Regions from separate parts of the Homo sapiens genome. Here region 2 is linked to region 1. A link is an interaction called in ENCODE POLR2A ChIA-PET data of the cell type or tissue named here. Cell type or tissue: PC-9. All regions are shown on one strand. Each heading gives the region's core, and the rest is flanking DNA. Links, peaks and the distances in the headings are about the cores only. Region 1 overlaps SLC45A2 (solute carrier family 45 member 2). Region 2 overlaps ADAMTS12 (ADAM metallopeptidase with thrombospondin type 1 motif 12).

The links. ChIA-PET counts read pairs that join two places held together with the same protein. Peaks named below come from ENCODE experiments on the same cell type or tissue, not always from the same donor. Only the 100,000 strongest peaks of a DNase experiment are listed, where the experiment ranks them.
Region 2: POLR2A ChIA-PET joins it to region 1 with 8 read pairs; 2 of 35 experiments call an interaction of 5 or more read pairs at or near these places.

The regions. Positions count from the first base shown.
Region 1 is chr5:33,963,056-33,979,847 of GRCh38, reverse strand. It overlaps SLC45A2 (solute carrier family 45 member 2), which reads left to right. Exons shown (of 7, transcript NM_016180.5): 3 at 15,832-16,157. It also overlaps the pseudogene PSMC6P3. Among named protein-coding and RNA genes, the nearest start is that of SLC45A2, 13 kb to the left of the region's middle. RefSeq lists an enhancer at 960-1,852. In PC-9, for the core only: CTCF peaks have their summits at 9,581 and 9,795 (motif pointing right); a DNase peak (open chromatin) is centred at 9,837.
Region 2 is chr5:33,850,471-33,867,262 of GRCh38, reverse strand. The region is part of intron 2 of ADAMTS12 (ADAM metallopeptidase with thrombospondin type 1 motif 12); the gene reads left to right. Among named protein-coding and RNA genes, the nearest start is that of ADAMTS12, 33 kb to the left of the region's middle. In PC-9, for the core only: no CTCF peak of the experiment used is centred there; a DNase peak (open chromatin) is centred at 7,862; H3K4me3 peaks cover 418 bases; H3K27ac peaks cover 2,863 bases.

The DNA of each region.
Region 1 (16,792 bases), core at 5,466-13,465:
ACTGAAGGACCCTTCCTCTCGGCCAAGGTCATCCTAAAGTAAATCTGAAATACTAGTTTAGGCCATGATGGGAATGGGTGGTTGGACATGCCTCATTATACCTCTGTCCCTTTGGAATTCAAGCACAATTGATCAGCATTAACATTAAAGCAGAGACTTTAAAACTGACAAAACAGACTGTTTGTAGCAATTAGGTATTAACATGATAACATAGCAGGCCCTGAAAGAAATAGAAGTATTTCACCCCAATATACATTTATTTGATATATTTTGAAATGGCCCTGAAAAGCTGTCTCTTATGGGGAAAATCTACCTTCTGTACTCCTCACTCTTCCCTTTCCAGTTATTTTCCTGATTTAGGATAGAATTAACTAAAGTATCTGGCACCTTTTTAAGTCTGATAGGAAACGTTTACAGTCTATTCTCTCTGAAGCCTGCTACATGGAGGCTTCATCTGTATAATAAGAACCTTGGTTGCCACAACCCCTTATTTTAACCCAGACGCTCTCTTCTATTGCTTCCAAGTCTATAGATAACTCTTTCAACCAATTGCCAATCAGGAAATCTTTGAATCTTCCTATGACCTGGGAGCCCCACTTTGATTTGTCCTGCCTTTCCAGACCAAACCAATGTACATCTTACATGTATTGATTGATGTCTGATGTCTCCCTAAAATGTATAAAACCAAGCTGTAGCCCTACTGCCTTGGGCACATGTTTCAGGATCTCCTAGAGCTGCGTCACAGGCCATGGTCTTCATATTTGGCTCAGAATATATCTCTTCAAATATTTTACAGAGTTTGACTCTTTTCATTGACAGTATTTTTATGAGTTTCAGACAATATATCCCTTTTGAGATTTTCTGTTGATATTAGTATATGGTATGGTGCCAGCAAACATCAATAATTTTAATATTACCTTCATTCAGGCTCTTAGTACATCTCATCTGAGCTTTAGTACTGTTGATGGAAAAAAATTAAAATATTTGAAGAAGTTTATTCTGAGCCAAATATGAATGACTATGGCTTGGAACACAACCTCAAGAGGTCCTCAGAACAGTTGCCCAAGTTGTTTGAGTTATAGCTTGGTTTTATATATTTTAGGGAGCTAGAAGTTACAGGCAAAGATATAAATCAATAAATGTAAGGAATACATTGGTTCGGCCCAGAAAGTTGGGGCACCTTGAAGAGGGGGGCTCACAGGTTATAGGTAGAGTCAAAACTTTTTCAATTGGCAATTGATTCAGAGTTAAGCTTTGCCTAAAGAGTTGAAGTCAACAGAAAGAAATGCTTGAGTTAAGGAGGATTGTGGAAGCCAAGGTTCTTGTTATGTAGATGAGGCCTCCAGATAGCAAGTTTCAGAGAGAATAGATGGTAAATGTCTCTTTTTGAGTCTTAGAAGGTGTCAGGCTCTCTAAAAAAAAACTGGTAAGGGAAGGAGGTTCTCTACAGGAAAAAAAATCCCCCACAAAAGATGGCTTTGCAGGGCCATTCCAAGATATATCAAAGAAATATATTTTGGGTAAAATGCATTAATTTTCTTCAGGGTCTGTTATCTGTCATGTGATGGTATACCAGAGTCAGGTTGGAATTTGGCATCCTATTGCTATGAAGAGTGTTTTGTATGGCAGTCTTAAGATCTCTATTTTAATGTTAATGCTGGTTAATTCTGTCTAAACTCCAAAGGGAAGGGTTATAACAGGGTATGTCCAACACCTCCCTTCTCATCATGGCCTGAACTAGGTTTTCAGGTTTCTTTGGGATCCTCTTGGCCAAGAAGGGTGTCCACTCAGTCAGTTGGAGGCCTTAGAATTTTATTATTGGTTTGCAGTACTCATCCTTTAACTGTTCTCCAGTCTCCAGTTTCTTCCCACTCCAATTGAGCCAACTGATAGCTTCCAGATTCATATTTTTAAAAGCCAGCCGTGATCAGGACACTTTCCTGCTTGATGAGCTTCAGTGGCTCCCTATGTGCCTCATGGGTAAATAATATTTTCCTAGACAGAGGTTCAAAGCTGCCACAATCTGTTCCCATCCTACTCTCCAAGCTTTACTTCCCATTACTCCTTCCACATTCTCTGTGCTCTGAATAATTTTTCATCATGTTTCCAGGAGCAGCGGGCAGGTCTGTTTTATTCCCTGCATCCCTCACTCCTCTACCACTGCCTTGCATATTGTAGGTGTTCAAAATAAATACCAATGGGACAAATGAAGGAGCCAGCCCTTCCTTCTTCAGGTTCTGGGTCTTTGCTCACATCGAAAGTTTCTTTCTCCTTTTCTGCCTGTGGAGATCAAAGCTGCTTGGAAATGCTCACTCATTTTCTAGGAACAAGGGCCCTCATTCTCTTCGAAACTGCAGGTATACTTAATTTCTAACTTGGTCGGGGACTAGATCCACAAAATAATCAAAGCACAAAAGTTTATTGAGTAGATGAACATGAAGGTGCCAGTGAGGTAGATAACTCCATCAGGAAGAGACCATTGAGGCTGCAGTTGATCACACATACATCCTGAATTTTCATCTCCTCCTGGGGCCTTTATGGTCTGTTTGGGCTGCCATGCCAGAATGTCACTGACTAGGTAAACAGAAATTCATTTTCCCACAGTTCTGGAGTATGGAAATCCAAGATCAAGAAGCTGTCAGGGTTGGTTTCTGGTGAGGCCTCTCTTCCTGGCTGGCAGACAGCCGCCTTCTTGCTGTGTCCTCATGTGGCCTTTCTTCTGTGCACCTGCACCCTCACTGTCTCTTCCTTTTCTTACATGAACACCAGTCCTATTGGATTTGAATTAGGGCTCCACACTTACAGTCTCATTTAACCTTAATTACCTCTTTAAAGGCCTTGTCGACAAATACAGTCCCATTGAGGGTTAGAGTATCAACACAGGAATCGGGAGTACAGGGACACAATTGAGCCCATAATTGAGCCCTTTCACTTTTACCCTTGTTGCCGCTGAGTCCAGCTCCTGAAGCTTGGATGGGATGTGGATGGAGCACACATGCTTTTCTCTCTCTTCCCTCCTCCCCAATCCCTTTTGTTTTCCTTCTTTGCATAATGAAGATATTCTAGAATTTTCAAATAAACAAGAAAAACACAAAAGGTCTTTTTGTGTTCATAAGAGCAGTTATGGAACTGGAGTATTGTGTTCCAATCTAGCTGTTCTCAGGTTCTCATGCAGAATGCTCCCTTTAAGATCTTCTAAAATCCCTCCACCCCTGTCCTGCAGGGAGGGGAAAAAAATCTCCCCCACCCCCCTCACCCCTCCAACCTCCACCCCATCCTTGGAGGGAGGGGCAGTTGGTGGCAAAGGGAAAGTTGGCTCACACCCTGAGGAAAACATTTTACCACCTCCCAGCTTAGATAAACAGTCCAGCCCTAAAGGGCTACTTTCTTATGTCTCTTTCTTGGCCTTTGCCATTTTCCACCTTCCATGTTAGTTATTTGAATACATTTCTAATCATACTCATTACACCATAAACTTCTTGAGGGAAGGGGGCTGTCCAGAGGTAACATACGTGTGAATGAGTGAGAGGATAAGGGATGTGTGAATGAGAGACAATGTTATATGCACTTTAATGATCTTTTTGGGGGACTGGTACTGCCACCCAAAAATCCAGGTTGATTTCCTTCAGCCCTTCCCCGTGTTCTCGGCCCCTTCCCTATCAGCACTTGGTATATGCTTAGGGAATAGAGTGATTAGGAAGGGGTTGTTTGCAAGTCACTAACGCCCACAAAACAGTGGCTTCAAGGCAGATGTTTATTTTTCTTATGTAACAAAAAGTCTGGGAGTACGTGTCTGCTGGCTTTCAGTGAGCTGCTAGATGTCAGAGCCAACAATTTAATGTTTCCTTGGCAGCTTTAAGGATGTATTGCCTCCTGGATGCAAGACAATTGCTACGGGTCCATAGCTCTTGTTTGTTTCAAGACAAGAGGAGGGGAGAGGAGGGTCAGGGAGAAGGAAGGGGGAATGGGGAAAGAGCCTACATTCACTCTTTAAATGAAGAAAGCAAATCTGCCCTAGAAACCTCCCCTCTCCCAGAGCTCTGCTTGTTTCTCATTAGGCAGAATTGGGTTATGTGAGCATTCAGTGGCCTAAGGAGGTTGAAAAGTGAGGGTTTTGCTGGGAGTTGGTCATGTATCTCCCTAAACCACATTGGGGTTTTATTAGCAAAAAGGAAGGAGCAATTACAATTGAATAGACAAAGCTGGTAGCTATCACATAAAATGCAAACACAGTTGAATGTTAGCTTAATAAGAATAATTAAAGACCAAGACTATTATAAGAAAATGAATTAGAGCTTTTAAAGTCCCATATATGAGTAAATAATTAAAGGATAATTATATTTTGGAGTGATATACATGCCTGCTCGCAATTTTACCTGATCTGCACATTTGTTCACTCTCTCCCCTGTATTGTAATTTACAAGGTATTTATCTACCCCTCCTGCAAGATTCGTAAACTCTCCCATGAGGGTTTACCTGCAAATTCCCCATGGCTTCTAATTCATTGCCTTGCTGTTAGCAGGCACTTAAACATGTTAGTTGTGTAAAAGGAGACCCGAGGGTTACATAACCCTGTTTATAATTCATGGTTTTAAATGACACGACAAATTGCATCAATTAGACAAATATGCTCATTTAATTACTTTGTCTCATGACCAGCACTGAACCCCGAACCTCAGCCGACTGTCTCCCGTGCATGTCTTTGCTCATATGGAAGCAGCAGAGGTTGTGTGGATGGCTCAGAGCAATTTCTTTCCCCAACTAGAAAAACAACTTAAAACATCTTCCTCTTTTAGGACAGTGCAGTGGAGTCTCTCACTTTGTTTAAGGCTTAGATTCTAAAGTCCCCAACTCAGTGACAATGACAATCGACATTATTCGTAAATATCTCTCAGATTACTCATAAAATACAATATGCTTTGTTTTGTGTGTACAAACCTGCACATATATATATGCAGATTTGTCTCTCCTTTAATGTTTACTCCTGAAATTAATAGAATTACCCATACTATTTAAAATGTTACTCTTGTCTTTCTTGCAATCTCTCTCTTTCTCCCTGTGTTCAAAGTGTGAATAGTTGAATTCTGGTGAGTTAAATGTGGGATATGTGATCCCACTGTGGTATCCTCACTCTGAATGAAAAACTGCATTAAAAGATGAGTGAAAATAACAAGCAGGGCCTTGTCCCTCTGCCCTGTCTTTGCATACATGCCAAACTTTTTGAATTTACATGCCCTTGACAAAGAGATAACTACAGCATTCCACTTGAAGCAAACGTTTTCCGGCAGAGGCATGTTCAGTGTCAGGGCCCATTTTGATTTTTCATCAACAGCAAAATATTATTCACCCAAGGAATCCAATCATCCCAGTAAACTGAAATTCTTTTTTTTTTTTTGTTTCACTGCTGTGGTTCTGTTCCAGCATTTCCAAATGCTTCATAAATAAGCATCCAAGGGTTCATTACCAAAATATTTCCCAGCATATTTCTGACATTTTTTTGGGATTTTCTAGAGAAAAGACTGTACTGGCTCCTAGGGAGACATTTAATTCCTCTAGCTTCTATCTTTCATATTTAAAGGCAACTCTATCCTCCTCCATCCCTGGCATATGTGGTAGCCATGGTAGGTTTGGTGGGTCCACCCGCATCTTCTCACCACACAGATCCTTCACTCCTGGGTGCACCTGAGGCTGTGGAACCGAGTGAGCTAACAGAGTGGTACTCACCAGGGAAGACTGGAAATCCTTTTGTGCCCAGGGAGTCTAACCAAGCGTATTTCTGCTACTTGAACCCAAGACTTTGCTGTTCTTAGCAGTGGGCTTTCTTGCTTGGCGGGAGGCTGGGATCAGGCATGACAGGAAAGGCCAGCCCTGTTCAGCTCCTGGTTCCTCCTATTCACTGCAGAGTAGCCTCAGCATTTCTGAGCTTTCTTCATTCCTTCACAGGCTTGCAAATCTCTGCACCATGTTAGTTAATAACCACCTTGCAAGGGTCACAGGCACAGCACAATGAACCATCTAAAGGATTTCATCTAACCCAAAGAGATGAAACGCCAAATGTTTATATTTACTTGATTTCCGCTATCCTCACTACGCCTGCAAACATTTTATTTGTAATGACTCAGTGAGAAACTTGCCCCATTACATCCTTGGAAGAAGAATGGGTAACTTGTCAGATATCAACTTCTTTTAACTTTTGTCTTTTAATACTTCAAAGTATGCACAAAAAATGCGAACATGCAACAAATGCTCTAAATAGCAAATAATTAAGGGCTAAGAAAAGAGTCTTAAAAACGAAATTGAAACAAGAGACTCTTTGACTAAACCTTTTACACAGAGGAAAGGAGTCACTTCATGTTTGAGACTGTTTTAACCTTTTCTCTTTTTCATCTTTAGATGAGTGGTTTTGTTTCATCAAACAAAACCTTTGAAGTTCCACCCATGGTAGACTTTCACATCTCCTCATTCAGGCAGCTTGGAAAGGATATGGCCAGGGCAGAAACCAAGGATACAGGGATTTCAGCTTGTGGATAAAAAGGGTGATTTATGCAATTTAGGGTGATTAAGTCTCCAAATTGCCATCTCTTTTCCATTCAAATGGGATCAACACAACTCTCAAAGAATCTCCAAGTCAGATTAGAGAAGTGGGAATCTGGGGGACTTTGTCCTCCCTGTTTCCTCTGCTCGAAAGTGCTTTCCCAGGTACCAATTGGCAGTTGGCTTTTGGCCTCCTTGCTTTGTTACTCTGATCGCAAACACACACCCCCAGCCCTGACTCCCATCACAGAGGTACCCATCATTACTTGACACTGTATTATTTTTTCATTTATTTATTTCTGTAGGTCTGAATCAAACAGATTTTATTCAACTTTTTAGAATGAGGGAAACAAATGATATAAAATAAGTCACAAAAATGCTTTCTTATCCTACTACCTCAAACCATTTTCAATGTTTTACAAAATGCTCACCTAGCAAATACGAAAAGTTTCAACACATTCTTCTCTTGTAACTTCTGCTGCAATAAATGCGATATTAGCAAACATACATACTTCCATATCAGTCCTAAAAGTTGGATTACTGAATTATTATACTAATTTGTATGATGTTACTCATATTTTTATTCATACACTTTTAATGAGATCATTGGCAATACGTATAGTATTTTCTTTAACTTCACTTTCACATTAAGCCAATGTCTTTTATATAGCCATCAAAAAGTAAATTACACAGGTTTATAGTTCAATTTAAGCTCTAGCGTCTTAGAATCAGCCACTTTCTAACCTTTCATGATGCCTTCCTGCTTTGCAAAACCATGATCAGCATGAATTGCAAACATACCTCCTTCAGTACAAGCATTTCTCAGGTCTCCTCCATTAAAGTCATCTGCAAACTTCACAATTACTCCATAATTAATTTCACCATACTTTGTAAGGGGACTTGCATGGATTTTCAACGTGTCTAATCTTGCTCGTTCATTTGGCAAATCAATATGTATTTTTTTCTATCTAATCTTCCTGGATGCAGCAAAGCAAGATCCCGTGTATTTGGTCTGTTGTATTTTAACTCTGCGCAGAGTATCAAATCCATCCATTTGATTCAGTAACTCCATTAAAGTTCTCTGAATCTCTCTGTCAGCTGAAGTACCCTTGGAAAACCAACAACCATCAATAGCATCTAATTCATCCATAAAAATGATGCATGGTGGATGGTCCCTGGCATAATTAAACATTTCTCTGATCCAATGAGCCCTTTCACCAATGTGCTTGTCTACAATAGAACTAGATACAACCTTTAAGAAATTGCAGTCCTGGCCAGGTGTGGTGGCTCACACCTGTAATCCCAACACTGTGGGAGGCCAAGGCAGGTGGACCTGGGCACCATGGTGAAACCCCATCTCTACAGAAGATACAAAAATTAGCTGGGTAACTGGGTGTGGTAGCTCTCACCTGTAATCCCAGTACTTTGGGAGGCCAAGGTGGGTGGATTACCTGAGGTCGGGAGTTCGAGACCAGCCTGGCCAATGTGGTGAAATCTCGTCTGTACTAAAAACACAAAAATTAGCCAGGCATGGGGGTGCATGCCTGTAATCCCAGCTACTCAGAAGGCTGAGGCAGGAGAATCGCTTGAACCCAGAAGGTGGAGGTTACAGTGAACCAAGATCACGCCACTGCACTCCATCCTGGGCAACAGATGAGACTCCGTCTCAAAATAAAAAATAAAAAATAATTAATTAACTAATTAAAAATTAGTTGGGCATGGTGGTGCACACCTGTGGTCTGAGCCACTCCGGAGGCTGAGGTGGAAGGATCACCTGAGCCTGGGAGATGGAGGTTGCAGTGAGCCAAGACCACAGTACTGCACTCCAGCCTGGACAATAGAGTGAGACCCTGTCTCCAAAAAACAAAAAAAAAGGAAAAAAGTTGCAGTCCAGCTGGCCAGCAATAGCTTGTGTGCCAAGAGTGTTTTTCCTGTTTATGGTGGTCCACATAACAAACAGCCTTTTGGAGGTATTATTCCTACAAGTTGGAATAACTGGGTTTGTAAGTGGTAACCCCTCAATTCCCACATCTATTCTGATAGCCCTCCAATCTCAGAATAAGAAACATCCCAGGATCCTCATGAGACATGTTATAAATCAGTGGCTCCACCTCTCTTGGTAAATATCTCATGATAGTTAGTGTAGCCCTATCCAAAGCAACTCTTGTTCCTGGCTTCAGCTACTTTTGTGAAGCTGTCGACGACAACTCCCAACACATCTTGGTCCATCTGCAGCTTTAACAATGAATTTTTCTTCAGTTAATTGTTTAAGCATGTTACTCACAATCTGCCCAACACTTTTTAGGGCCTTCAGATCATTTTCAGACTTTTCATACGGTTTGGTAAATTCTTTGAATTGTTCCCTTAGCTCCTTAAGATGGTGCCCATCTCCATGCACTCTGGCAGCTTCTTGCTGTAGTCCTGAAATATCTTATCTCTAGGGTCCACCATGATGAGAAGTGCTATTTGTTTATTGTTTATTGTCTGTCTCTCTAACCATCACATAAACTCCTCAAGTACAAGAACATTGTGTTTCCTGTTCATTGACCACCACTATCTTGAATAGTGCTTGGAATATGGAAGGTGCTCAAAAAATATTGGTGAGATGGATATTCAGTTTTAACATCTTAATTTTATTAATGATTAAGCTGTGTTGTTGAGAGGTAAAGTGGCTAACCCAAGGTCACACAGCTGGTTAGTGGTAGACTAGGGGTAAAACCAACCAACCAACCAACCAACCAACCAACAAGCCAGTCAGCCAACCAGCTAACCAAAGATGTGGTTCATGAGTTAGTCTGGATTCCTCTAAAAGTTGAACCCCAGAGGTTTGTATACAGATAGTTTATTTGGGAAGGGATTCTAGAGAGCAAGAGTAAGGAAATGGTGGACAGGAACAGGCCAAACAATAAGCATTACAGAGCTGGCTCTGAGGAGGCTTAGGAAGGGCACCAAAGAACTCTCCATGTAGGGGATGAATGAGGGAAGATTAATCCAGTCTGTACTGACTGACTAAGGGTGGTACCATGGGTTTTGTAAGCCCTGAACCCCAGCTGTTTCTGTCTTCCCTCAGTTTAGGCACCATCCAGATGCACCTGTCCAGTGCAAAGCTGGCCGGAGCTGGCTTAGATTTGGTCACTGCAGCAGCTGCTGGAGCAAGGGAGGCAGGTGGGGACCGAGAAGGTTTGCAGTGGCTCACAGGGGCTGTCTAACTCAGCTGATGACTTCTAGTCTGCAGCTTTTTCATTCTAGCATTTGTGCCCTGTGCTCCCTGGTCACCACTAGGAGGAGTTAAAGCATTTTGCAAAACGCTTCACGGTGTGCTGAGCCATTACAACTTAGAACTGGAAATATTAGTTCTGTAAACTTTAAGAAAGCTCAAGACAGCCATAAATGGCTCCAGAACGAGGCCAATTAATGCCTGACCTCCTGCACAGCCTTTTCTTCCTGGGATTCTTACTGCCTCCATGGGGTCTGACCAGGAAATGAGGCACCTATCTTCTTGCTCTTGGATCCCTCAAGCCTTCCAGGGGAGGCTCTGCTCCTCTCTTCCCACCCTCCAACTCTAGCTAGGCCCATCAAGCAGGCAGCAAGACCATCGCCGCCTAAGGGATTTACCAATATGTGTGCACCCATCATGAATGCTCTGTCTAGCCTGGGAAGCCTGGTTCTTAAAGCACATTTTCTAATGAATCTACTCTCGATGCCTTCGCAGCCTAAGGGCTTTCGGAACTCTGAAGCAAGACAAACCATTCTTATTTCTCTGCTCTCTACTGTTACATACTGTCCTCAAAGCAACGAGGCATCCTGGCCCAGCTTAAATGTGAAAGAAGGGCCCAATGAGAGAAAGGGATGCCAGGATTAGAGGTAGGTGGATGGAAACAGTGAGCAATATTTTAAATATATTATCTCAGCATCTTTGAAGAGAAAAGTTGCTTTGTAAACCTAAAGAAATATCAGATCAGCTTGTCTGGTCAAGCTGGTCTTTGACCAGAGCATATGTATCATTTTTTTTTTATTTTAATTTAAAATTTTTTTTTTCTTTTCATTGGGAACACAACACATGTATCATTTTGACTGCTTTTTCTGTACTCAGCCTCCAAGAGGGCAGAGGTCATGTCTGTCTTGCTCATTGATGTATCTCAAGTGTTTAGCACAGTTCCTGGTGAAGATAGGTGCTCTAACAATTTCTATTGATAAACAAATGGGTCAAGGACACCACACACACACACACACACACACACACACACAGAGAGAGAGAGAGAGAGAGAGTAGCTGGTACTTATGTTAACTGTCCAGGATTTAGTATGTACCTGGTGGGAATAAGTAGGAAGCATGCACCTAATCTGACACTTTCATTGCTATTTTTTTCAACATGTAGAAAAGAATCAGAACGACTTTCTCATGAACCCCATGGGAAGATGGGAGTTCTTTAGTCTGTCCTCCTTCAGAGGTAAAGTAGCAAACAGCACATAGCTAGCTCTCATGACTTGAGCTGTGTCAGCCCTGGTGCTGAGCTTGCCAAGCCACACACCTGATGCCTGCAGGCAATTACAGGCAGATGGTAGGTGCAGAGTTTGATTTAGATGGACTCTCTTGAGTTTCCTTTCATCCTTTAGATTCCTTGGTACTGACAGTTTACCAATTTCCCATTTTACCTGTCATAGTTGTGGACTAAAGACAATTTTTTACATATTTCTATATATTTGGACTTCTTCCAGTATGGGCCACTGTTCAAGTTGCATCATTAGTTATGAAATATGACATCTGTCTTCTAAAGCCATTTATTCTGCTGAGTTTGACAACACAGCCTGGCTTGGTGAGGAAGGGGCCAGCTGGACCACTTCTGGCCCTTCTTTGTAAAAGCTTGTTATCTAATGTGGCAGCAGATGTCCTCCGAATGCTCTGGCTTATGGCTTGCCCAATAGCCTGGTGATTGATTCCAGTGGCCTCACAGAGGCTGATTTTGGCAGCAGAGGTAAATACAGTCTGGATGTAGGTGTGGGAGGTGGTAAAATGGTAAAACTATCAGCCTTTATCATAGCGCAATTAGGTTTTGTTGGGGAGATTGTCTTTGAAGATAAAACCCTTGGCTTAAGAAGAAGAAGCAAAAGAAAGGCCTTTAATGAATTCCTGCAGCCCTCTACTGGCCCTCATCATATCTGAGGCAGCAAATAGATAAAGTTTAAATATTTTTTTCCAGTGTCTTAATATTCTGTTAGGATAATTCCCCCAGTGGCCCACTTTGCTTTCCTGGCATGTCGTGTTGTACTATTCTAACTTGCAGCTACAACTACTTCAAAACAGTAGCTTTGGGACAAATAAGACAGTTCTTCCCTTTTTTTTTTTTTACCCCCTTCCCTAAGATAAGAGAGTGCTAATAATTCTCTAAGTTATAGATTATGTCAAGGTTTTAAATTAACACATTAATAAAGGAACCAATGGGGAAGATATAAGAAGAGTTTCCCCCAGGTTCTTGCAGGAAATGTGTGTGTGTGTGTGTGTGTGTGTGTGTGTGTGTGTGTGTGTGTGTCTAGCAAAATAAAAAATGCTAGACTAAATATGAACCTGGTTAACCTTCTACAAGACAAGGGGTTATAAAAGTATAACCCCTCTGTAATACTTTTGGAGTAATTTCCCTACCAGGCAACAAAAACCCTATTCATATCTGCAAACTACCTTAATTTTACAGGACTGCAAATCACTGTGCTTTATCAGTTATGAATTGTGGGTCAAATATCCTGTGACAACAAAGTACCATTTCTCAAGAAAGGAAGTTAGTTAGAAACTGCTGTCACCTGGCCACTCAAAAGAGTGATGCTTGGCCCAGCAGCATTGGTGTCAGTGGTGAGCTTGAAAGAAATGCAGAATCTCAGGCTCCACCTTAGACCTTCAGAATCAGAACTTGCATTTTAACAAGGTGCCCACATGATTTGCGTGCACATTAAAGTTTAAGAAGGCTGCTCTAGAGGAATATTTTAAAAGTCAAGCAGTTGCAATTTTTACACTTTCCAAGTTTGAGATATATTTTACTTTCTTGATACTTGCTACATGCCACAATAGGGTCAGGGGTAAGCCCAGGTCTCAGCCCTCAGAATAATCCATTAGTTCTAATCACTGGGCCTAAAATGACTAAATCCTTTCAGCAAGTTCCAGGCAGGCTGCCTTCAGCCAGTTCAGTGCAGTAGCTATCTTCTGCTTCTAGGGGAGGCTTTGGAATTAGGGTTACTATAGGAAGTCAGCAGGGAGCTCAGTTTTGGGTCTGGTTCTGCCATGGTATGTGCTGGGGCTTGACGTGGATTATTTGCATTAATCCTCACTAAATTCAGATGAGGAGGCAGCACCACCCTTGTTTCTCAGAGAAGTGCCCAAGAGCATGTGACTAGAAAGCACAAAGATAGGAATGGAAATCAGGCACGATTCCAAATCTCTTCTTCCCTCTGTGTGGTCTTCCATCACAGAGTCACTAAAGCTCATAGCTTTCTGATCTAACTCTTCAAATCTCCTTTTACATCCAAAATTTTTGAATTCATTGATATATTGAACTCTTATAACTTTCATTGCTAATGAAGAGAAATCCTGTCAGATTTACTAATAATCGACATCACCTTGTTACTATTAACTAGCACCAATAATGACTCTTTGAAACTCCTCTGTACTCTGAGTACCCAGCTCTGAGTTCTAGCTTATCATTTATTACTGTTTTGAAAGTAGCTTCTCCGGTGGCGGGCGCCTGTAGTCCCAGCTACTTGGGAGGCTGAGGCAGGAGAATGGCGTGAACCCGGGAAGCGGAGCTTGCAGTGAGCCGAGATTGCGCCACTGCAGTCCGCAGTCCGGCCTGGGCGACAGAGCGAGACTCCGTCTCAAAAAAAAAAAAAAAAAAAAAAAAGAAAGTAGCTTCTCCCATTATGTGCTTCTCCCACTTGAAACCACCTTCTGGGGAAAAAAATGGGAAACTGTGTCTTTTTTATGTTTATATCCCCAGAAGTTTGTAGAGTCATTTACATATATTTAGTGTTCGATACATGTTTATTGAACTAAAGTAAACCAGTAGACATGCAACTGCATCAGGAAACTCCCCAATTGTAGGACTCCATTTTCCAAATTAGTCTCTAATACAAATCCATCATTATATGCATATCCTTATATTTTTTCCATAAAATAAAACTACCATTCCATTGCACAGTGGAGGATTTATTTCACATATCAATTCTTTCAAATGAGCAGGGGTCTTCTGCTCTATATTCTTCCAACTGAGGCAATGAGTAATGCTCAGTTGAACAAAAATTTGAAAGATAGAGGCATAAGTGATAAGAAATTGAATGGCAATGTGAAAACCCTTGATCTGTTTACAAATGATAGTTTCGAAAAAGGAATGTGTCTGTCATAGGGTTGACTTAGGTCAGGGGTTCTAAACTAGGGGCCACTTTTCAACCTCCTTCCCTCAGAGATATTTGGCAATATCTAGAGACATTTTTGGTTGTCGTAATGGGTTGGGGAGCAGACTTAATACATTCTTATTGGTTGATTGCTTGGCTTGACGCATGACTTCTGATACCTTCTGCCTCTCTACAATTGAATAGTCATTGTCTAATAATAACCAGAGGCACTACAAATCCCAGAACATTCTTCTGAATCAGTCGTAGAGTGTGGCTGTTTCAGGACCTTCTCTTTCTCTCAAATCCTGGGCACTTCACCATCATCTGTCCTTTATCTGTTTATGTATATGCTCATCACATATAACTAGGCCATAAATTTCTTGCTTCCAGAGACTATATGTCTTACTTCACTGTGCCCCATTGGCCACAGTTTCTTGTAATTCTGCCTTAAAACACTTCAGCATTCAGGACATGCTAATGATGCTTTATTTTTGGAATCCAATGATTAGATTGTTGGTCCTCCTTAAATAGGCTCTATGTTAAATTGCAACTAACCAGAATATGAAGTGACCAAAATTGTCTACTCTCTCACTAATTTGAATAAATTAGGATTCATGGTACTTGACATTCAGGTTTGTGTTCTTGAGGTCAGAGTTTATGTAACTTTAGATGTTTAGGGTTAGAGAGGAACTCCTTTAGTTCTATTTTCTTCCTTGATTCTCTAGCTTGTGAAGATATTGTCCTTATCTGAGAAATAAAATAGAGACTTCACTCATACACACACACAAAAAAAATCAAAAACAAAAATGAAAGCTGATCTGTTCAGCTAGATAAGTTGTGGTTGGTAGGCATGATGGGAGTTTGACGTTTAAAGAATTTTGACAGGAGGATCAGTCCTACATAAGTTTGTGACATATGTAGTGGATGTGTCCAGCACTCAACTCTTTAATTCCCTCGACATCCCATAATATGTCCACTGCCCCCTCCCCAACCATGCTATCTCCCCACCTTTATCAGAAGTCACTGATGTCTGCACCAGAAGGAACATCTGAGGAACAGTTACTACTTTGGTGCTGAGTAATTTCTTGCCCATACCAGGAACACGTGTATTTTAAAACAGAAACTCAAAAAAGGAATAACTAATAATGGGATTTTAAATATCAGATAATTAGGATTGAATAGATTTTGAGGAGCCTTTCCTCAGTATCCCTCAAGTGACACAATGTTTAAGCCTGAGAAGATAAAACAAGCACCAAAAAGACCTCAGGTTGGAGTCCTGGGAAACGATAATAGGATTTTTAAAAATTCATGTTTAAACTTTTGTTCTCATTATTTCCTGTTCCCAGCTATCAACTGGGAACAAGTACCTTGAGCTTCTAATAGAGGAAGAAAGACAGCTTTTGAGGGTGTTTCATCTTTGCAAGCTTACGTCATCCCAGGAAGCTTAATAATAAGAAACTGCAAGTCATTTAATTTTATTGCTGCCAGAAATTGGTTTTCTTTGGGGCTTTTTCTGGTCAGAAATTTAAGTTCAAAAGCAGTCTAGAGAATGCACTTTGGAAAGGTCACAGTATCTCTGATGGTAGCAATACTTAGTAAGCCCTTGCTATGTGTCTGGCCCCATCCTGAACACTTTCTATTTTCAAATCATGACCCTACTAGTAGGTTACTCTTTTACTATTACCTCCATATTCTGGGTGAGGAAGCCCAAGATCACAGCAAGTAAATGCTAGAGCCAAAACTTGAACCCACATTGCCTGGCTGTGTGTTTTTCAGCCTCTTGCTGTATTGCTTTTCCAATTATATCCAGGTTGCCTCTGCTGTCTTCAGGGAGTTTTCCCACTGAAGGGGAGTGTCTATGCATGAGGAAAATGAACGATAATTTGCTAAATATGCTAACATAGCTTTTCTTGCTTTCCAGGTTTTGGAGGTGCCCTGGGTTACCTTTTGGGTGCTATAGACTGGGCCCATCTGGAGCTGGGAAGACTGTTGGGTACAGAATTCCAGGTCATGTTCTTCTTCTCTGCATTGGTGCTCACTTTGTGTTTTACTGTTCATCTGTGCAGTATCTCTGAAGCCCCACTTACAGAGGTTGCAAAGGGCATTCCCCCACAGCAAACCCCTCAGGACCCTCCATTGTCATCAGATGGAATGTACGAGTATGGTTCTATCGAGAAAGTTAAAAATGGTTACGTAAATCCAGAGCTGGCAATGCAGGGAGCAAAAAACAAAAATCATGCTGAACAGGTAAAGATGCAACATTTTTTCTTTACAAGGGAAAATATTCTTGCTCTTTGTTGTTGTTGTTGTTTTTTTAATTGTTTGTTTTGTCTGTTTGACGAGAAGAGTTTCATGGGGTCTAACTGAATTCCCAAATCCCCCGTAGCTATCATCCCTTGGAATTAAAATTTTATATCTCAAAGAAAAATGTCTGCATTTTCCTCTGGTCCTCCTGTCTCTTACTCCTCTCAGGTAGCATCCAACCAGGGAAGATGAAGCCAGTTGAGAAAGGTTAGGCAACAAGAGAAGCCTAAAATCATCCTTAGGCCAGAAGAAATATCCCCTTAGATTAGGATCATAAATTAGAAATTTTTTCCTCCAAATGGTAGCATCCTTGGGTTGGTGACTGAGTTGGGCATATCGAATTTGCCTGTCATGAGTTGATTGGATATTTTCGTTCATTTTCAGCGAACTGCACAGTGAATTCATCAGCTTAAAATTTGAAATAAAACTCAACTAACTGCCAGAGAAATGAGACCATGTTCAGATGAAATGATCAGAGAAGAGACTAGAATTAAGCTGAGCAATATAGTAGCTAATAATCCCGTGGGGCTATTTAAATTAAAATAAAAATAAAATTAGAACTTCATTTCTTCAGTTGC
Region 2 (16,792 bases), core at 2,937-10,936, 110 kb after region 1:
ATGGTGTATGTATACCACATTTTCTTTATCCATTTGTTGGTCAGTGGGCACTTAGGTCGGTTCCATGTCTTTGCAATTGTGGATTGTGCTGCAATAAACACACGTATGCAGTTGTCTTTTTTATATGATGACTTCTTTTCCTTTGAGTAGATACACAGTAGTGGGATTTCTGGATCAAATGGTAGATCTACTTTTAGTTCTTTAGGAAATTTCCATACTGTTTTCCATAGAGGTTTTACTAATTTACATTCCCACCAGCAGTGTATAAGCATTGCCTTTCACCACATCTTTCACCACACCTATGCCAACATTTATTTATTTATTTTTTTTTTACTTTTAAATAATGACCACTTTTGCAGGGGTAAAATAGTATCTCATTGTAGTTTGAATTTTCATTTCTCTGATAATTAGTGATGTTGAGCATTTTTTCATATGTTTATTGGCCACTTATCTTCTTTTGAGTAATGTCTGTTCATTTCATATGCCCACTTTTAGATGGGGTTATCTTTTTTTCTTGCTGATTTTTTTGAGTTCCTTGTAGATTCTGGACATTGGTCTTTTTTAGATGCATAGTTAGCAAATATTGTCTCTCATTCTGTGGGTTTTCTATTCACTCTGATGATTATTTATTTTGCTATGCAGAAGCCATTTAATTTAATTAGATCCTACTGATATATTTTTTGTTTTGTTGCATTTGCTTTTGGGGTCCTAGTCATAAATATTTTGCATAGGCCAATGTTCATAAGAGTTTTTCCTAGGTTTCTTCTACAGCTTTTATGGTTTCAGGTCTTAAATTTAAGTCTTTGATCCATCTTGAGTTGATTTTTGTATAAGGTGAGAGATGGGGATCCAGTTTAATTCTTCTATATGTGGCTCTAGAGTTTTCCCAGCACCATTTATTTATTAAACAGGATGTCCTTTCCCCAAGTTTTATTTTTGTATTTTTTGTCAAAGATCAGTGAGCTGTAAGTATTTGGCTTTATTTCTGGGTTCTCTATTCAGTTCCATTGGCCTATGTATCTATTTTTATAACAGTACCATGCTCTTTTTGTATCTATAGCCTTGTAGTATAACTTGAAGTGAGGTAATGTGATACCTTTGCCTAGGATAGCTTTGGATATTCAGGCTCTTTCTTTGGTTCCATATGAATTTTCAGATTGTTTTCTAATTCTGTGAAAAATGATGTTGGTATTTTGATAGAAATTGCATTGAATCTATAGATTACTTTTGCAGTATGGTCACTTTCATGATATTGATTCTTCTAATCCATGAGCATGGGATATGTTTCTGGTTGTTTGTATCATCTGTGATTTCTTTCAGCAGTGTTTTATAGTTCTCCTTGTAGAGCTCTTTTATCTCATTGGTTATGTGTATTTCTAGGTATTTTGCTTTTGTAGCGATTGTTAAAGGGATTGAGTTCTTGATTTGATTCTCAGCTTGGTCGTTGTTGGTGTATAGCAATGCTACTGATATTTGTACATTGATTTTATAACCAGATACTTTACTGAATTTGTTTATCAAATCTAGGAGTCTTTTGAAGGAGTCTTTAGGGTTTTCTAGTTATACAGTCATATCATCAGTGAACAACAATAGTTTGACTTTCTGTTTTCTGATGTGCTTTATTTCTTTCTCCTGCCTGATTGCTCTGTCTAGGACTTCCAGTAGTATGTTGAATGGAAGTGGTGAAAGTGAACATCCTTGTCTTGTTCCATTTCTCAGAGGCAATGCTTTAAACTTCCCCCCCTTCAGTATGATATTGACTGTGGGTTTGTCATATATGGCTTTTATTATTTTGAGGTATGTCCATTCTATGCCTCGTTTGTTGAGGGTTTTTATCATAAAGCAATGCGGGATTTTATCAAATGCTTTTTCTGTATCTATCAACATGATCATATGGTTTTTGTTTTTATTTCTGTTTATGTGATATATCACATATATTGACTTCCATCGTCCCTACATCCCTGGGGTGAAATCCACTTGATCATGGTGTATTATCTTTCTGATATACTGTTGGATTTGGTTTGCTAGTATTTTGTTGAGGATTTTTGCATCTGTGTTCATCAGGGATATTGGTTTGTAGTTCTTTTTATTATTATTATTATGTCCTTTCCTGGTTTTGGTATCAGGGTGATACTGGTTTCATAGAATGATTTTAAGAAAATTTTCTGTTTCTCAATCTTTGGAATAGTTTCAGTAGGATTAGCACTGATTTTTCTTTGAATGTCTTATAGAATTAAGCTGTGAATTCATCTGGCTCTGATCTTTTTTTTTTATTTAATACTTTAAGTTCTGGGATACGTGTGCAGAATGTGCAGGTTTGTTACATAGGTATACATGGGCCATGGTGGTTTGCTGCACCCATCAACCTGTCATCTACATTAGGTATTTCTCCTAATGCTATCCCTTCCCTAGCCCCCTAACCCCCTACAGGCCCTGATGTGTGATGTTCCCCTCCCTGTGTCCATGTGTTCTCATTGTTCAGCTCCCACTTAAGAGTGAGAACATGCGGTGTTTGGTTTTCTGTTCCTGTGTTAGTTTGCTGAGAATGATGGTTTCCACCTTCATCCATGTCCCTGCAAAGGACATGAACTAATCCTTTTTTTATGGCTGCATTGTATTCCATGGTGCATATGTGCCACATTTTCTCTATCCAGTCTATCATTGATGGGCATTTGGGTTGGTTCCTAGTCTTTGCTATGGTGAATAGTGCTGCAATAAACATACATGTGCATGTGTCTTTATAGTACAATGATTTATAATCCTTTGGGTATATACCCAGTAATCAGATTGTTGGGTCAAATGGTATTTCTGGTTCTAGGTCCTTGAGGAATCACCACACTGTCTTCCACAATGGTTGAACTAATTTACACTCTCACCAATGGTGTGAAAGCATTCCTATTTCTCTACATCCTCTCCAGCATCTGTTGTTTCCTGACTTTTTAATGATGGCCATTCTAACTGGTGTGAGATGGCATCTCATTGTGGTTTCGATTTGCATTTCTGTAATGACTAGTGATGATGAGCTTTTTATCATATGTTTGTTGGCTGCATAAATGTCTTCTTTTGAGAAGTGTCTGTTCATATCCTTTGCCTACTTTTTGATGGGGTTGCTTTTTTCTTGTAAATTTGTCCTGAGTGGTATTACCTAGGTTTTCTTCTAGGGTTTTTATGGTTTTAGGTCTAACATTGAAGTCTTTAATCCATCTTGAGTTAATTTTTGTATAAGGTGTAAGGGAGTGGTCCAGTTTCAGTTTTCTGCATATGGCTAGCCAGTTTTCCCAACACCATTTGTTAAATAGGGAATCCTTTCTCCATTGCTTGTTTCTCTCAGATTCATCAAAGATCAGATGGTTGTAGATGTGTGACATTATTTCTGAGGCCTCTGTTCCATTCCATTGGTGTATATATCTGTTTTGGTACCAGTACTATGTTGTTTTGGTTAGTGTAGCCTTGTAGTATAGTTTGAAGTCAGGTAGTGTGAAGCTTCCAGCTTTGTTCTTTTTGATTAAGATTGTCTTGGCTCTACGGGCTCTTTTTTAGTTTCATATGAAATTTAAAGTAGTTTTTTCTAATTCTGTGAAGAAAGTCAATGGTAACTTGCTGGGGATAGCATTGAATCTATAAATTACTTTGGTCAGTATGGCCATTTTCACGATATTGATTCTTCCTATTCATGAACATGGAATGTTTTTCCATTTGTTTGTGTTATTGTTTGTGTCCTCATTATTTCCTTAAGCAGTGGTTTGTGGTTCTCTTTGAAGAGGTCATTTACATTCCTTGTAAGTTGGATTCCTAGGTATTTTATTCTCTTTGTAGCAATTGTGAATGGGAGTTCACTCATGATTTGGCTCTCTGTTTGCCTATTATGGATGTATAGGAATGCTTGTGATTTTTGCACATTGATCTTGTAACCTGAGTCTTTGCTGAAGTTGCTTATCAGCTTAAGGAAATTTTGGACAGAGACAATGGGGTTTTCTAAATATACAATCATGTCATCTGCAAACAGAGACAATTTAACTTTTTCTCTTCCTATTTGAATACCCTTTATTTCTTTCTCTTGCCTGATTGCCCTGGCTGGAACTTCCAATACTATGTTGAATAGGAGTGGTGAGAGAGGGCATCCTTGTCTTGTGCCGGTTTTCAAAGGGAATGCTTCCAGCTTTTGCCCATTCAGTATGATATTGGCTGTGGGTTTCTCATAAATAGCTCTTATTATTTTGAGATACGTTTCATCGACATCTAGTTTATTGAGTGTTTTTAGCATGAAGGGGTGATGAATTTTATCGAAGGCCTTTTCTGTATCTATTGAGATAATCATGTGGTTTTTGTCGTTGGTTCTGTTTATGTGATGGATTATATTTATTGATTGCATATGTTAAACCAGCCTTGCATCCCAGGGATGAAGCCGACTTGATCTTGGTGGATAAGCTTTTTGATGTGCTTCTGGATTTGGTTTTCCAGTATTTTATTGAAGATTTTTGCCTTGATGTTCATCAGGGATATTGGCCTGAAATTTTCTTTTTTTGTTGTGTTTCTGCCAGGTTTTGGTATCAGGGTGATGCTGGCCTCATAAAATGAGTTAGGGAGGATTCCCTCTTTTTCAATTGTTTGGAATAGTTTCAGAAAATGTGCTACCAGCTCCTCTTTGTGCCTCTGGTAGAATTAGGCTGTGAATCCATCTGGTCCTGGGCTTTTTGTGATTGGTAGGCTATTAACTACTGCTTCAATTTCAGAACTTGTTACTGGTCTATTCAGGGATTTGACTTCTTCCTGGTTTAGTCTTGGGAGGGTGTATGTGTCCAGGAATTTATCCATTTCTTCTAGATTTTCTAGTTTACTGTGTAGAAGTGTTTATGGTATTCTCTGATGGTAGTTTGTATTTCTGTGGGATCAGTGGTGATATCCCTTTTATCATTTTTTATTTGATTTTCCCCTATTGTGTCTATTTGATTTTCCCCTATTTTCTTCTTTATTAGTCTGGCTGGTGGTCTATCTATTTTGTTAATCTTTTCAAAAAATCAGCTCCTGGATTCATTGATTTTTTGAAAGGTTTTTCATGTCTCTATCTTTTTCAATTCTGCTCTGATCTTAGTTATTTCCTGTCTTTTGCTAGGTTTTGAATTTGTTTGTTCTTGCTTCTCTAGTTCTTTTAATTGTGATGTTAGTGTGTCGATTTTGGATCTTTTCCTCTTTTTTCTGTGAACATTTAGTGCTGTATATTTCCCTCTAAACACTGCTTTAGCTGTGTCCCAGAGATTCTGGTATGTTGTGTCTTTGTTCTCATTGGTTTCAAAGATGTTCTTTATTTCTGCCTTTATTTCGTTATTTACCCATTAGTCATTTGGGAGCAAGTTATTCAGTTTCCATGTACTTGTGAGGTTTTGAGTGAGTTTCATAATCCTGAGTTCTAATTTGATTGCAGTGTGGTCTGAGAGTCTGTTTGTTATGATTTCTGTTCGTTTGCATTTGCTGAGGAGTGTTTTACTTTCAATTATGTGGTCAATTTTAGAATAAGTGCAATATGGTGCTAAGAAGAATGTGTATTCTGTTGATTTGGGGTGGAGAGTTCTGTAGATGTATATTAGGTCTGCTTGGTCCAGAGCTGAGTTCAAGTCCTGAATATCCTTGTTAATTTTCTGTCTCATTGATCTGTCTCATATTGACAGTGGGGTGTTAAAGTCTCCCAATGTTATCGTGTGGGAGTCTAAGTCTCTTTGTAGGTCTCTAAGAACTTGCTTTATGAATCTGGGTGTTGCTGTATTGGGTGCATATATATTTAGGGTAGTTAGCTGTTCTTGTTGCATTGATCTCTTTACCATTATGTAATGCCCTTCTTTGTCTTTTTTGATCTTTTTTGGCTTAAAGTCTGTTTTATCAGAAACTAGTATTGCAAACCCTGCTTTTTTTCTTCCATTTTGCTTGGCAAATATTCCTCCATCCCTTTATTTTGAGCCTATGTGTGTCTTTGCATGTGAGATTGGTCTTCTGAATACAGCGCATTGATGGGTCTTGACTCTATCCAATTTGCCAGTCTGTGTATTTTAATTGTGGCATTTAGCCCACTTACCTTTAAGTTAATATTGTTATGTGTGAATTTGATTCTGTCATTATGGCGTTAGCTGATTATTTTGGCTGTTAGTTGATGCAGTTTCTTCATAGTGTTGATGGTCTTTACAATTTGGTATGTTTTTGCTGTGGCTGACACCGGTTTTTCCTTTCCATATTTAGTGTTTCCTTCAGGAGCTCTTGTAAGCCAGGCCTGGTGGTGACAAAATCTCTCAGCATTTGCTTGTGTGTAAAGGATTTTATTTCTCCTTTGCTTATGAAGCTTAGTTTGGCTGAATATGAAATTCTAGGCTGAAAATTCTTTTCTTTAAGAATGTTGAATATCGGCCCCCACTCTTCTGGCTTATAGGGTTTCTGCAGAGAGATCCACTGTTAGTCTGATGGGCTTCCTTTTGTGGGTAACCGGACCTTTCTCTCTGGCTGCACTTAACTTTATTAAGGTTAAAATGAAGATTGAAACTTCATTTCAACCTTGGTGAATCTGATAATTATGTGTCTTGAGATTGCTCTTTTCAAGGAGTATCTTTGTGGTATTCCCTGTATTTCCTGAATTTGAATGTTGGCCTGTGTTGCTAGGCTGGGGATATTCTCCTGGATAGTATCCTGAAGTGTGTTTTCCAACTTGGTTCCATTCTCCTCGACACTTTCAGATACACCAATCAAACACAGGTTTGGTCTTTCTACATAGTCTCATATTTCTTGGAGGCTTTGTTCATTCTTTTCCATTCTTTTTTTCTCTCATCTTGTCTTCACACTTTATTCATTAAGTTGATCTTCAATCTCTGATATCCTTTCTTCCACTTGATTGATTTGGTTATTGATACTTGTGTATGCTTCACGAAGTTCTTGTGCTGTGTTTTTCAGCTCCATCAGGTCATTTATGTTCTTCTTTAAACTGGTTATTCTAGTTAGCAATTCCTCTAACCTTTTTTTAAGGTTCTTAGCTTCCTTGCATTGGGTTAGAACATGCTCCTTTAGCTCAGAGGAGTTTGTTATTACCTAACTTCTGAAGCCTACTTTTGTCAATTCATCAAAGTCGTTCTCCATCCAGTTTTCTTCCCTTGCTGGCAAGGAGTTGTGATCCTTTGGAGGAGAAGAGGCATTCTGGTTTTTGGAATTTTCAGCCTTTTTGTGCTGGTTTTTCCTCACGTTTGTGGATTTATCGACCTTTGGTCTTTGATGTTGGTGACATTTGGATGGGGTTTTTGTTTGGATGACCTTTTTGTTGATGTTGATGCTATTCCTTTGTGTTGGTTAGTTTTCCTTCCAACAGTCAGGCCCCTCTTCTGCAGGTCTGCTGCAGTTTGCTGGAGGTCCACTCCAGACCTTGTTTGCCTGGATATTAGTAGCAGAGGCTGCAGAACAGCAAAGATTGTTACCTGTTCCTTCCTCTGGAAGCTTTGTCCCAGAGGGGCACCCACGAGATGCCACCTGGAGCTCTGCTGTATGAGGTGTCTGTCGACCCCTGCTGGGAGGTGTTTCCCAGTCAGGAGGCATGGGGGTTAGAGAGTCACTTGAGGAGGCAGTCTGTCCCTTAGCAGAGCTTGAGCACTGTGCTGGGAGATCCACTGCTCTCTTCAGAGCCAGCAGGCAGGAATGTTTAAGTCTGCTGAAGGTGTGCCCACAGCCACCCCTTCACCCAAATGCTCTGTCCCAGGGAGATGGGAGTTATATCTATAAGCCCCTGACTGGAGCTGCTGCCTTTCTTTCAGAGATGCCCTGCTTAGAGAGGAGGAATCTAGACAGGCAGTCTAGCTACAGTGGCATTGCTGAGCTGCGGTGGGCTCCGCCCAGTTTGATCTTCCTGGCAGCTTTGTTTACACTGTGAGGGGAAAACCACCTACTCAAGCTTTAGTGATGGTGGATGCCCCTCCCCCCACCAAGCTAGTCCATCCCGGATCAACTTCAGACTGCTGTGCTGGCAGCGAGAATTTCAAGCCAGTGGATCTTAGCTTGTTGGGCTCTGTGGGGATGGGATCTGGGGAGCTAGACCACTTGGCTCCCTGGCTTTAGCCCCCTTTCCAGGGAAGTGAACAGTTCTTTCTTGCTGGCATTCCAGGTGCCACTGGGGTATGAAAAAACTCCTGCCGTGAGCTCAGTGTCTGCCCAAACCGCCACCCAGTTTTGCGCTTGAAATCCAGGGCCCTGGTGGCATAGGCACCTGAGGGAATCTCCTGGTTTGCGGATTGTGAAGACCATGGGAAAAGTGTAGCATCTGGGCTGGAGTGCACCGTTCCTCAAGGCACAGACCCTCACGGCTTCCCTTGGCTAAGGGAGGGAGTTCCTTGACCCCTTGTGCTTCCCGGGTAAGGTGACACCCCATCCTGCTTCTGCTTGCCTTCTGTGGGCTGCACTCACTGTTTAACCAGTCCCAATGAGATGAGCTGGGTGCCTCAGTTGGAAATGAAGAAATCACCTGCCTTCTGCATTGATCTCACTGGAGCTGCAGACCAGAGCCATTCCTATTTGGCCATCTTAACCAGGTCTCAAGTTTTTTTTGTTGTTGGCAATTTCTTTTTTCTTTTCTTTTTTTTTTTTTGAGATGATGTCTTGCTCTGTGACCCAGACTGGAGGGTAGTGGTGTAATCTTGGCTCACTGCAGCCTAAACCTCCTGGGATCAAGCAATCCTCCCACCTCAGCCTTCCAAGTTGCTGCGACTACTGGTGTGCAACACCACACCTGGCTAATTTTTAAAATCTTTTGTAGAGATTGGGTCTCACTATGTTGCCTTGGCTGGTCTTGAGTTCTTGGGCTCAAGCAATCCTCCCACCTTGGCCTTTCAAAGTGCTGGGATTATAGGCGTGAGCCAGCACACCTGGACTTGTCCTTTTCTACTGTAAGCATTTTGTGCTTTAGCTTTTCCTCTCAGCATTGCTTTTTCTGTGTCTTACAGTTTTGATATGTTACATTTTGATTTCATCTAGTTCACTGAAGTTTTTAATTTGTTTGAGACTTTTTCTTTGACCCATGGATTATTTAGAAGTGTCTAGTTTGCAAGTGCTTGGAGGTTTTCCTGTTATCTTTCTGTTATTGAATTCCATTTTAATTTCATTGTAGTCAGAGGACACAGTTTATATTATTTCAATTCTTTTAAGTTTCTTGAAATTTATAGTTCCATCTTGAAAAGAATGTGTGTCTTGCTGTTGTTGGAGAGAGTGTTTCATAAATGTTTTATTAGATACTGTTGGCTGATGGTCTTGTTGAATTCTTTTACTTTACCCTAGCTGATTTTCTGTCTAGTTGTTCTGTCATTTTTTGAGAGATAGAAGTATTGAAGTCTCCAACCATAATTGTGAATTTGTCTATTCATCCTTTCAGTTCTATCAGATTTTCTTCACATATTTTGCATCTCTGTTGTTTGATGCATATACATTTGGGATTGCTATACACTTAGGTCTTCCAGGTGAAGCGACATGGTTATCATTGTATAATGTTTATCTCTGTCTCTGGCAGTTTCCTTTGCTCTAACGTCTAACTTAGTCTTTAAGAGGCAGAAGTAAATATAATTCCAATTTTTTGTGTGTTTCTCAAGGAACATAAGAGAGGTTTCAGTTCTAACTGAACTTATCAAATTCCCTTTGCTTTGGAGCTTCAGTTTTTTTTCTTTTCCAGCCTTACTGATGTATAATTGACAAACAAAAATTGTGTATATTTAAGATGTACAACTTGGTGATCTGTTATACATATATATGTAATAATAACCACAGTCAAGTGAATCAGCATATTCATCACCTCATATTAATTACCATTTTACCATTTTCTTTTTTTTTTTTGTGATGAGAGCACTTAAAATCTACCCTCTTAGCAAATTTCAAGTATACACTTCAGTATTGTTAACAACAGTCACATTGTTTTACATTAGATCTCTAGAAATTAATCATCTTACATAACTGAAACTCTGTACCCTTTGTGCAACATCTCCCCATTTCCCGCTTCCCCCAGGCTCTGGCAACCACCATTCTACTCTCTGCCTCTGTGAGTTTGACTATTTTGGTTCCACATATAAGTGAGATCATGCCGTATTTGTCTTTCTGCAGCTGCCTTACTTCACTTAACGTGGCATTCTCCAGGTCCACCTATGTTGTCACACATGACAGGTTTTCTTTCGTTTTAAAGGCTGTGTAATATTTTATCACACATATACACACGTGTACATGTATTGAATTTCTTTATCCATTTGTCTGTCAGTGGACATTTAGGCTGTTTCCATATCTTGGCTATTGTGGATAGTGCTGCCATAAACGTGAGATTGCAGCTATCTCTTGAAGACAGTGATTTCAATTCCTTTGGGTATATACCCAAAAGTGGAATTGCTGAATCATATGGTAATTTACTTTTAGTTTTTGAGGAATTTTCACACTGTTTTCTGTAATGGCTGTACCAATCTACATTCCCACCAGCAGGATACAAGGGTTTTCTTTTCTTCGCATCATGGCCAAACTTGTTATCCCTGGTCTTTTTTATAATAGCCATTCTGACAGGTGCAGGGCTATATCTAGTGGTTTTGATATGCATTTCCCAGATATTTAGTGAAGTTTTCCACCTTTTCATATACGTATTTGCTACTTGTATGCTTTTTTTTTTTGAGAAATCCTTTAAAATTTAGAGATGGGGTCTCACTATGTTGCCCAGGTTGGACTTGAACTCTTGGGCTCAAGTGATCCTCCTACCTCAGCCTCCCAAATGGCTGGGATTAAAGGTGCAAATCATCCCACTGGCTGCCACTTTTTCTGGAGGGGCTACCTTTTACAATTTCACCTGCCTTCCCTGCATGACTTCTTGCAATTTGCACAAATATGTGTGACTATAAGAGTCATATAGCCCCTTACCCATAGGATTTGGCCCAGCTTTATGTTCCCAGATGACAATCACCCAGGACACAATAGTCCATCACCAGCATGTTTTCCAAAGCCTGAGTTATTTAGTCTCAAACAGCAGTGCAGGGAGGTTTTGCGGGGGATGTGTGTGTATTATTCAACAGATCCTTTTCCACTGAGCTACAGCAGGTCCTGACCAATTCTCTATCCAGTCTCTCCTTTGATTCAAGGTGAAGAATAAGTCTGTGTCTATTTCTCGAAATCATTCAGGTTTTGCTTCTATCTCCAGTGAAGAACTGTTTGTGCTGGAATACAAGTTGGGAGGCCTTCTCAAGAAGACACAATTATGCTGGGTACAGTGGCTCATGCTGGTAATCCCAGCACTTTGGGAGGCTGAGGCAGGAGGATTGTTTGAATCCAGGAGTTGGAGACAAACCTACACAACGTAGTGAGGCATCATCGCTACAAACAAACAAACAAACAAAATAGCTGGGTGTGGTGGCGCTTGCCTATAGTCCCAACTACGTCGGAGGTTGAGGTGGGAGAATTGCTTGAGACTGTGGTTGATGCAAGGCTGCAATGAGCTGTGATCATGCCACTGCTCTCTAGCCCGGGCAATAGAGCAAGACCCTGTCTCAAAAACAACAACAACAAAAAAGATACAATTATATAAAGACTCACATTCTATAAATATGCAGAGAAAAAAAACATTTCTCCCATACAAATATGCAAAACTGCAGTGACACATTTCTGCTGAAATATAAACCCAGTAGTCATGTTCGAAGGCAAACATGACTCGTTTCCCTGTTTAACCACCTTTACATCGAGATGAAGACAATTTTTATTTTAATCACCAGAACAAATAGAATGTCTGCTCCAAAAAGAAATTTAATCTTCCTTCTTTTAACATGTAGGACACCATGGAGCTTTGGAATAGCTTTCCAGCTTCTAACCAGCAAGGAATCAATTTGTCCTAGGATATGCTGTTATAATAATTTGAACTTGTTAAACTTCCTTAGATTCTAATTTCCAGAAATGCAAGGATTAAGCATTCTCTCTGTTTAGCTGTGTGAATGCTACAAATGAGGATTAGTGACATTTAAAATGTGTGCCATCTGATGGTGCCTCCATTGAGAGAGGGGACATGCCTCATACCACGTTACTCTTTTAAGTGCAGTTCAGTTCTTGGCCCAGATGGAAAATTCTGCTGGTTCCTTTTCCATACAATCAAAGAATGTGACCGTTTCTGCCCTCTTGTTCTTGAATGCTGTCTAAAGCCTGGGGTGATGTAGCTGAGGAATGAAATCTACTGGCAGAGCTGTGTGGGAAAACTTGCCCAGTGAGGCTTCTTGCCTTGTTTCCTGATCCGGAACTTTGTGGCTCACTGGCAGAAATCACTGATTTGAGTTGCAGGATGCCTGTGTGTCAGGGTTTGTTGTCCCTCACCAGGGGGAGGGAAATAAATGTTCTGCTTATCCCCTGACTCTGCCCCCCAGGATGAGGAATTCTCTCTGACCTCTGACCTTTGGGGGTTGCCTGGTAAGACCCATGCTTACTCAGACATGAGACTTTGGAATGGGGCCTCTGGCTGGCGGAAATTCCTCCTGTCGCTATCAGTGCTTTGTGCTGCAGCCTCATAAATAGGAATGGTTTTTTCTCCCCCTCCCTCCCTTTTTGTCTTTCTGCTTACTTTTCAGTTCATCAGGTTTATTTTGTGAGTTCCCATCATGACCAATTAGAGATGGGAGGGATAGAATTGAAGAACCTATGTTTTAAGAAGCAGCATTGTTTTCTTCTTTCTGCTGGGTCTTGAATCAGCAGACCTTCCTATGGTCTAGGGATGGTACAGGAGAAGGAATGGAGAATGATCTCTGCTATTACTGGGGAAAGAGGCCAGATTCTCTATTATAGGGTTAGTGACTTGGCTTAAGGGTCTACACAAATGCAGCCCACAGATGTTACTCCCTTCTGGTGTTTATCTCTTCTGGAGACTTTACTTTGAATCTCTTCTCTGTTTTCATTACATAAACTGAAGACTAGGTGTCCAGAGCCTCCCTCCAGATATTCATGGATTAATATTTCTGTTCTTTTTGACCGAATATGAATCACAGGTAGGGAGCTTAAATATTAAAGAGAGCTAATCCCTTTTGAAAATGTCCCCATTGATTTACAGATATTAATAAGGACTTTGAAAAATGGGAAAACAAGAGGCCTGGTTTTTATGTCCTGTAACTGAAAAATTGTTTTACTTGGTCATTGGAGGTGATCTTTCAGTATAAGATGACTGATTTATTTTTAACCAGACAACCCATGTGGAGGCTTGACATATTTTGCATAAAGGGCAATTCCACCGAATTTGGGAGTTGGAGGAGCTGAGCTCAAGTCCTAGCTCGACTATGCACTGTGTTACTTTAGACAAGACTTTGCCTCTTTAGAGCTGTTACTTTGGATGAACTGGATCCTTGCAGCCCAGGGACCAGCAGGATTGGCATCACCTGAGGGCTTGTTAGAAATGCACATTCTCAGATCCTCCCCTGGTCAGCTGAATTAGACCTAAATTTTAACAAGATCCCCAGGTGATTTGTATGTGCATTAAAATTTGAGAAGCATTGACCCATTAAACACAGACACTAATTCTATTTGAGTTCACCCTTTTATGTCTTGCATCCTTGTGGCAAATTGTTTGTCGAAAGCCTAATGATGCTTAAAACAGTAGCAGGGAATGATGCTGCTCTAATCAATGTTGATGGGTGAAGGAGTGGAAGAGGAATCTTAGACAATGTGATTCAGGAAAAGACTGAGAAGATACATGGGAACTTGGAAGCCAAAAAAGATGGGTCATTTGGCCAAATGTACCCATTCATTGTCATCCTTTTCTGCTCCCCTATTCTCTGCTGTGTTGCGTTATGTTCAAATCTGTGTCTTTGGCATGGATAGCTCTTACCAGAAAAGCTGCTGGTTCTTCTCATGCTCTTTAATTCTTGTCTGCTTGATGAGTGTGCCAAGCAATAATCTCTTGTTTTGGTGTTTTCATCTAAGCTGTTGAGAAGAGACAGGCTTTCTGGGCCACAGAAGGGCTGGGACAGACAATGACAGCTAGCATTGTTGATGGTTTTATTCCTATCTCAAGGGGATGGACCTTGTTGATTCTAAGTTTAGGTCAAGAATGAAGAGACCTTGATGTTATAAATATTCTCTTAAGAGATTGTTAGTGTGGAGTTTTCCAAGGTGGTGATTAAAATCTATGTGTAACAGGGCAGTGGCAAAACAAGAATTAGGCTCCCTGCTCGGTTCCGGGAGGACAGTACCCATGCAGACAGGGCTGCTGACAGCAGTGCACCCTGGGGACGGCAGGGGTAGGGGCAGGAGGCATGGCCCCTGCTCCTGAGGGGCTGTGGCCACCTTGCCTCTGTTAAGTTCTAGACCCCTGACTAAATGAATGGGGATTTAGAGAAGGTATGCATGTGTTTTTTTTGTGTGTCTCCATAAACTGCAGCCATCCTGTCTGTTTGCCTTTTTATTGATGATACCTGTTATTTGCTTTTAAGCCCTTTCAAATAATCAAATACTGAAAATCTTCCTTTCAACAAACACATACAAATGACCTTCTTAGCTTTTTTCCCAATGGTGTATGTTGCTGGATTTGCTTATTTCCCTCCTTGAGAGATTTCAGACATTTACTTTAATAGAGTGAATTTCATACACTAGTGCTTCCTACCAGACCGTTTCTCTAACTTGCAGACTGCACATTTCCATGTAGACATTCCTTCATAGTTCTGCAATTAAATTGGCTGGGAGGACAATAAACTATTTTCAGAAACAGATTTATCAGATTATGAAATTTCATACTAAACGGCCGCATTTGGTGTCACTGATTCCTCCCTTTACCCATTCTCCATCCACTCACCCTCTGTACCCTGTTTATGGCAGATTTTTCTCTAGACTGTTTTTTCCCGTTTGATTTCTGCTTTGGCCGTAAGAAATGAGTCACTTAATTTTAAAATGCACAACTTTCAGTCTCTTAGTGGGTCATCAGATACTACTATCTTTCTTCCAAGCAGCCTTTCTTTCTTCTAGAAAACCTTTTTAAAAACTTTTTAAAAGTTTACCACTGATTCTTTCTCTTTCTGGTCCTTCAGTATTCTCAGCCGATCTCTAAGGACTTTTTTTTTCTGTTTACCAAACTGAGCTTTCTGGGAATTTTCTTTGGCTTTTCTTTCTCTTCCTTGGTCTTTGTTTTAGTTGTTTTTACAATTTGGTTTTGTTGTTGTTGTTGTTGTTAGCACATTTGCAGAAGAAACACAGGAGGTTAAACTGTTAGATAATATAAGGCTTAGGAATAGTCAGTGGTCTCTTATCTTTTCCAACCTCTACAGAGCTTGATAAGGAAAGAATATGGGGAATGTGCCACTCATGGCAGAGCTTCCGGACAAATTAGAGTTGATTGATAAGCAGGCTATGGTGTGTGTGTGTGTGCTTGCACATGCGTGTGTGCACATGAGCATGTGTATGCCCATACTGGGAGTAGCTAATGCAGAATAAGTCTGCAGAAAGGGGTTTTACCTGAACGTATGGTGCAGAATAAATGAATGAAATCAGCTAGGCTTACTGAAAAAGACATAAAAGCATCTCTGCATCTTTTTTCTTCATTTATTTGAAATTGCATTGCAGCAGAGGGCACATCTGATCTTGGAGGTTGGATATTGTGGGGGACTGGGCAGCAATCCAGTATCCCTTCTGAGCAGATACTCTTTTCTATCTGGAAGGTTGTGATAACAGTTGCTTTGGCAATGACCAGAGGAGGATTTGAGATGTATCGGTGAGTGCTTTACATCCCTCCTCTGGAAAGGATTCTCTCTTTTACTAGTAAATCCTTTTAATTCAATTAGTTAATTCAACTGTTTCAATAAAGAGATTCAAATTTGACAAATAGACTCCTCTTTCCTTTTATTTTATTTTATTTTTTTGAGATGGAGTCTCGCTGTGTCACCCAGGCTGGAGTGCAGTGGCGTGATCTCGGCTCACTGCAAGCTCTGCATCCTGGGTCCATGCCATTCTCCTGCCTCAGCCTCCCGAGTAGCTGGGACTACAGGTGCCCACCACCATGCCTGGTTAATTTTTTGTATTTTTAGTAGAGATGGGGTTTCACCACGTTAGCCAGAATGATCTCGATCTCCTGACCTCGTGATCTGCCTGCCTCGGCCTCCCAAAGTGCTGGGATTACAGGCATGAGCCACTGTGTCTGGCCTCCTTTTATTTTTATTGCTAGCTTAGTCCACTGTGATTTAGGCTTAAGACTTCAGAAGAGTACTCTGTCATGCGCAAGCACTGGACTTGGAGTTGGGAGACCTGAAGTTTATGCCTGAATGCTCCCATCTAGCCAGAAGCTCTAAGAGAAGTTTCTTAACACTCAAGATTCCAGCTTCTTTTTCTGGGAAATGAAGGCTAATTCCTAAGATCTTATAGAACTCAGGAACTCTGACCAAAGCATATCACCTCATGGGGTGATACGTGCAAAATTAGGTATATAGTTGTTTGTTTTATTGGTGGGTGACCTTAGACAAGACTTCGCCTCTTTAGATCTATTACTTTGGGTGAACTGGATCCTTGCAGCCCAGGGACCAGCAGGATGGGAAAAAACTCTCTCTTTGACCTTTGAATCTGAAAAACTAAACAGTCAAAAAATATGAAGGTGAGAAATAATATCCTAGCCCAGGTCATCCAGAGTAGATATTTACACTGTAACATTTTCTGTGCTGTGGACATGGATGGTGGCAGCATGATGCTGGTATCAGACTGTTCCTGTGAGGAAAAGGCTGCTGCAATGAGAGAGGCCTATGGTGTCGAGAGCCTGTTGGGCTTTCCAGGTAGGCAGATTTCAGTCATTAGCTCTGTAACTTTGGGCATG